Regions from separate parts of the Homo sapiens genome. Here region 2 is linked to region 1. Evidence: chromatin loops called from intact Hi-C (ENCODE). Cell type or tissue: CD4-positive, alpha-beta T cell. All regions are shown on one strand. Each heading gives the region's core, and the rest is flanking DNA. Links, peaks and the distances in the headings are about the cores only.

Region 1 (2,919 bases), core at 300-2,799:
AAATCACAACCTAACATTGTAATTCTAAAGTATTTAGAGTTATACATCTGTTTAAAATTTCAAATTGGATGAACATGCAATCTCCCCACTAAGACAGGCATTTGCCTTTGTCTGGGTGAGGCTGACCATTGTCTTTTGTGTTTAGCAGTTCCTTATAATCCCTCCATAACCAGCCTGGGTCTCTCTCCACTTCCAGAAGCCTTGACAGACTGTTTTAGAACTGGAGAGATGAGGAGTGGGGGTGAGATGCTAAGAACACACAGGAGAGGGTATGGCAGGAAGGAGGACAAAAGGGCAGGAGTTCCTAGGGCCAAGTCCCACCACTCTTCACCCCCAGCCTGACCACCTCCCTCCCCTCCGGGGCACACATCTCTCTGCTCCTCTTTACAGAGCCTCTTTATTTAACATGTCATGTGGTTCTGGTATCACAGTCACTACTCTTGTTGTGTGGAAGGGCAGAATCTCAGGGGCCCAGGACAGAATAGAAGACTGTTGGTGAGGCAGGACTTAGTCCCTTAGGGAGTTACCAGGCCAGCCCTGCCCCATGCTGTGGCAATCACAGGAGTGTGTGATACAGAGTGCTTGGAGAATAGGACCAGACCACACTTGACAAAATGGTGCCTATGGGGGTGCAACAATAACATGGCATTTTAGGAAGAGGTGGACAGGACAATGAGTTGCTTTGGGGGCTTTGGTCTTGTACACCATGCCTAGGTTCTGAGAGGGCAACTGTACCTTGCAGAATGACTGCCATCTGCCAGGCACAGTGCTAGGCTTTTTACAACCATTACGCCAGTCATTCCTTATGTCAACCTTATGTGGTGTGCATTGTCCTTTTACATTTCACATCTGAAGACAATTAGACTCAAAGGGTTTCAGATAGTTACTCGATGGGACTGGCACTCCAGAGTCTGCGAGGGCAGAGAAGTTTGCTGGGAGACTGAGAGAGTGCTCATGGGATATTGTGGTATGGGAGGAGCTGGAGCCCTATGTTCTTGGCTGGACAAAGCCCTGTTGTGCTCATTTTGGAGATGGCAGGTGGGACCAATCCCATCACAGCAGCTGCCTCAGCAGGGAGATGCCCTGCAAGGGTGAGGTGTGGCCTAGGCAAGGTGTAGGAACTGGAAACTGAGGTAGGGCTGGAGGGGGGGAATATAACAAGAGTGAAAACAGTGCTTGAGGGCAAAAATGTGATGGGGAAAGTAAAAAAAAAGACCTGGAGTCTACACTGAAATTGAGTGGGGGTGAAGAAGTGAAATATTATTTTGGACCATATGAAATTGTTGTTTTGTAGGTAAAATGGTGGATTATGAACAATTTTATGTGTTCAACCTAATGTAAGCTTACTGTGGGTAAGCACCAAATATTAAGTATAGCCCATGGAATGCAGGGTGGTCTAAAGGTGAGTGGCACTGGATCTCAGCATTTGGAATGCCTACCTGTCCCCATATGTATCATCAGAAGGCACCTGTTAAAATATACACGTTACCTAGAAGTAGCAAATATTACCTAGCAACATCCTGGCACAACTGGCTTTATTAAACCAAGTTGTCACTTACTATGACAACAGCTATATAAAGTGACTGAAAAGAAAATTGGAATTTTGATTGAAAGATCATTTTGACTAGGTAGAGCCTGAGATAGGGGAGCTGCTTGGCAGACTGTGAGCAGCACTTGGCACAAGGTGGGGGGGTTTTGATAGAAGGCATTGAGAGAGAGGAAGCCGAGGTCTGGACCCAAAAGACTTGCTGACTGGCTGTGCCCATAAGCTTCCCTGCGCTGACTGCTGTCAGCCAACAATTAGGATTTCCGTGGTGCTCTGGCTCCCTCTTCAGGGAAACTCCTGAAATGCATCGCCATGTCTCAAGAAGATGGAGCTCCAGCGAAGTTTCAGAGATGGAAGACGGAACGGTAAGGGAACTAGTATTTCTCAAATTCACACTGTGTGTAGGCAGTCTGCTGAAAAGTGGCCACTAATATTGCCATGTATAGAAGTGTAAACTCAGATAATTTACGTGATTTGTCCAAGGTCATAACTCAATGGTGGTAGAGCTGGGATTCAACTTCAGGTTAGCCTGACTCCAAAAGACAAAGGTTGACCGTGGGCATCTCCAGGGAAGGGAGCAACTTCTATTGATTTTTGAATCCAGAGCAACTTCCATTGATTTCTGAAGCTCCAGAGTATAGTTGGGTGCAACAAATGTGAATCCCCAAAGACACAGGGCCCCGCTTAAGACCCCACACGTGGTTTTCCTCCCAGAGTCAAAACCCAGCAAGTTTGTGCCCCTCTAACAGCAGTATGAATCTTGGGCCCCAAGGCTGTGTCTGGGGCAGCCCTTCATCTCTAACTTCTGAGTATTCTTGGCAACCACCTGGAACACAGTTTTCCATGGTGCAGTGCTTCCTCCTCCACCTGCCCTTTCACATAAGGGATCGCCTTTGACCTTAACACCTGCTCTCTCTGTTTGACAGATGATATTTGATTTTTGAAGATGGAAGAGCATCTATCCATGCATCCATTCATTCATAAAACTGATAAGTATTTGTTGAGTGTCTACGATGTCCAGTCAGTGTTATTGACTCTAGAGATACAGCAGTAAACAGAATAGATAAAAGCTGGGATATGTGGGTGGGAGTAGTAGGCAGTAAACAATAACCCTAATAAATATGTAAATTATACAACATGTTAGAAGGCGGTAACCACTATAGAAATAGAGCTGAATAAGGAATGAGAGTGCAAGTGGCAAGGATAAAGGGTAAGTTGTAATTTAAATGGACTGGTCAGCTCTGCTTTATTAAGAAGCTTACTTTTGAAAGAAATATAGGGAGGGAGCCAAGCAGATATCTTGGGTAAGAAGATTCCAGGTAGAGGGAAAAGCCAATGCAAATGTCCTAAGGTGAAATCATTCCTGATCTACA
Region 2 (2,919 bases), core at 318-2,817, 59 kb before region 1:
GAGAGGTTGCCTAACAGATACAAAATTACAGCTAGATAGGAGGAGTGAATTCTAATGTTCCACAGTAGCAGGCTCCGGCATTTTGGCACCAGGGACTGGTTTGTGGAAGACAATTTTTCCAAGGTCCCCAAGGGCTGAGGGGATGGTTTAGGGATGAAACTGTTCCACCTCAGATCATCAGGTCTTAGCTTCTCATAAGGATCATGCAAACTAGATCCCTTGCATGTGCAGTTCACAATAGTGTTCGACAGGAGGCAGAGCTCTGGCGGTAATGCTCACTCTGCTGCCGCTCACCTCCTGCTGTGTGGCCTGTTTCCTAACAAACCATGGACTTGGGTACCCTTGTTCTATAGCATTGTATGGTGAATATAGTCAACGATAATTTATTGTCTATGTTCTAAAAGCTAGAAGGGAGGATTCTGAATGTTCCTAACACAAATAAGTGACAATTGTTTGAGGTGATGGATATGCTAATTACCCTAATTTGATCATTATGCATTGTGTATATGTATCAGAATATTACTCTATACCCCATAAATATGTACAATTATTATGTATCAACTAAAAATAAGAGGAAAAAAAATCCAAAACAAACACAAAAATCCTGGGTCTGGTACACCACCTGGCTCTCTGGTTACCTAACTGATTTACTTTTCTTTTCTAAACAGAACACCAGAGAATTCCAAAAGTACATGTTACTATGTTGCCACCCAGGACACCTCTCCAAAAAGTATTCCTCTTTTTGTCACTTTCTAGTATCAGCTCTTTTCCAGAGAATCCCTAGATAAACCAGAACCAGTGTCTTCTCTGCATTTCACCCAGAGCCATGGGCTCATAACCACCCGATAGTACCATGGAATGGGGAGCCTCTCCCCTGGAGGGTGTTTAGTGCTGTGAAAAGAAGGTCCAGAGGCCCCTTTCAGCCATGATGGATAGGAGGTGATGCTGCCTTGAAAGTTTAGCCTTGTCTGTTCCAACAGGCCCACACCCTCACCCTCATCCCCTCTAAAAGAACTGGGCCTTGTGGATCTGTAAGCCTCTCACCACTCATGCAGACCCTAGGGGCAAAGCCATTCGGCTGCTTTAGTTTCTTAGCTTTTTTTCCCTCCATTGAATGGAAGTAGGTAAGAATAGGATGTGCTCATTCCAGCCCGAACTCTGCTTACTTTCTAAAGATGTGGCCAAGGGAATCATCATTTATTAATTATTTGTAGCTCGTGGATAAATGGGGAACACTGAGGACGTGTCACACAGAGCTGAGTGGTGGCCTACATCAGTCCTGGGAGTTGAATCCACAGCCTTCTGTGAGTGACCAGGACAACAGCAGGCTATAGCCTTGGTCTCAGGGCTCCTAGGAGAAGTGCACAGACCATCACTTTCTGCCTTGAGGAGGGAGAGCCACAGGATGTTGACCTCCCTGCCTCTCTGTAGGGACTGCTCCAGAAATGTGCTTTCCCAGGTGGGATAATCAGGACATCCTCACACAGTGTGCCAAGGCCCTGGAAATGATGTAGATGTATAGTTGCTGGAAGACAGTTGCCAGTAGGAGTGGCTCCATGAAGGGCACTCCTTAAACACACACACACACACGCATGCACACACACACACACTCAGCCCCAAGGCTCAGAGCAGCCTGGGGCTGCTCTCACTACTGGTAGCTTCACTAGTGAGGGTTCAGGGCCACTTACTCTGGGTGCTGCTGTGCCCAAGACCACACCACTGAGCCCATTCCCACGTCTGATGCCACCTTCCTTCCTATTCCAGCAAAATCACATTTACTACCAGAGCTCCTTTACAGGTATTAGTCGTAACTGCCACCAGGGGACAGCAGCACAGTATACTTGCTGTCTATGCAGACTGGGAAGCTACCTGGTGAAAGAGGTTTTCTGGGCCTTTGTAGTGAGTCTTCAGCCCTGAGTGTCCCTGAGGACAGGGCCATTTTACACACTATGACCAATCCAATGTGACTGGGACTTATGAGCTCTGCAAGAGCCAACAAAAATATTTGAATCAAAAATAAATAGATAGGGGCTATGCCATGCCCTGTGCGTGAGCAGCTGCAGCGGCAGAGGCAGCATCCAGAGGTGGCGCCAGCAGTTCCAGCCCGTTGCTTTACTTTTTGCTACACCGACATAGCCACTATGCAGAAGAGAAAGTCTCCAGAGAATACAGAGGGCAAAGATGGCTCCAAAGTAACTAAACAGGAGCCCACAAGATGGTCTCCCAGATTGTCAGCAAAACCTCCTCCACCAAAACCTGGACCCAAACCAAGAAAAACATCTGCTAAGAAAGAACCTGGAGCAAAGGTTAGCAGAGGTGCTAAAGAGAAGAAAGGAAAAGTAGGAAGCTGGAAAGGAAGGTACTGCACCAGCTGAAAATGATGAAACTAAAGCTGAAGAGGCACAGAAAACTGAATCTGGAGATAACCAGGGAGAATAAATTGTCATGAAAAACAGGTTAATTTTATGTATCTCTTAGGTGAACTTTTAAAAGCTGTTTTTACTAAGTATTTTCTAAATGCTAATTTTTTAGGACTCTACTAGTTGGCATACAAAAATATGTAAGGATGGACATTTTACCCTCTCATAATCATGCTTTTTGGACATTTCCATCATCCTCAAGTAAAATAAATATCAGTTTAATATTGGAAACTGTGTGTAAGATTGATTCAGCATTCCATGCACTTGCTTTAAAATTTAGTCCTGTGTATACTGTGGTGTTTTTACTGTGCATATTTGAGTTTTTCATGCAGTTTTTCTTTTTCTTTTATTTTATTATTATTATACTTTAAGTTTTAGGGTACATGTGCACAATGTGCAGGTTAGTTACATATGTATACATGTGCCATGCTGGTGTGCTGCACCCATTAACTCGTCATTTAGCATTAGGTATATCTCCTAAAGCTATCCCTCCCCACTC

What was found. A loop is a pair of places that touch in the nucleus more often than their neighbours do. Peaks named below come from ENCODE experiments on the same cell type or tissue, not always from the same donor. Only the 100,000 strongest peaks of a DNase experiment are listed, where the experiment ranks them.
Region 2: a loop joins it to region 1, with 3 times the contacts of the local background. A loop is called at or near these places in 20 of 110 quality-filtered maps.

Annotation. Positions count from the first base shown.
Region 1 is chr1:152,456,761-152,459,679 of GRCh38, forward strand. No RefSeq gene overlaps it. Among named protein-coding and RNA genes, the nearest start is that of CRNN, 44 kb to the left of the region's middle. RefSeq lists an enhancer at 1,758-1,827. In CD4-positive, alpha-beta T cell, for the core only: a CTCF peak has its summit at 1,800 (motif pointing left); a DNase peak (open chromatin) is centred at 1,811.
Region 2 is chr1:152,397,435-152,400,353 of GRCh38, forward strand. It overlaps the pseudogene HMGN3P1. Among named protein-coding and RNA genes, the nearest start is that of CRNN, 15 kb to the right of the region's middle. In CD4-positive, alpha-beta T cell, for the core only: no CTCF peak of the experiment used is centred there; a DNase peak (open chromatin) is centred at 1,827.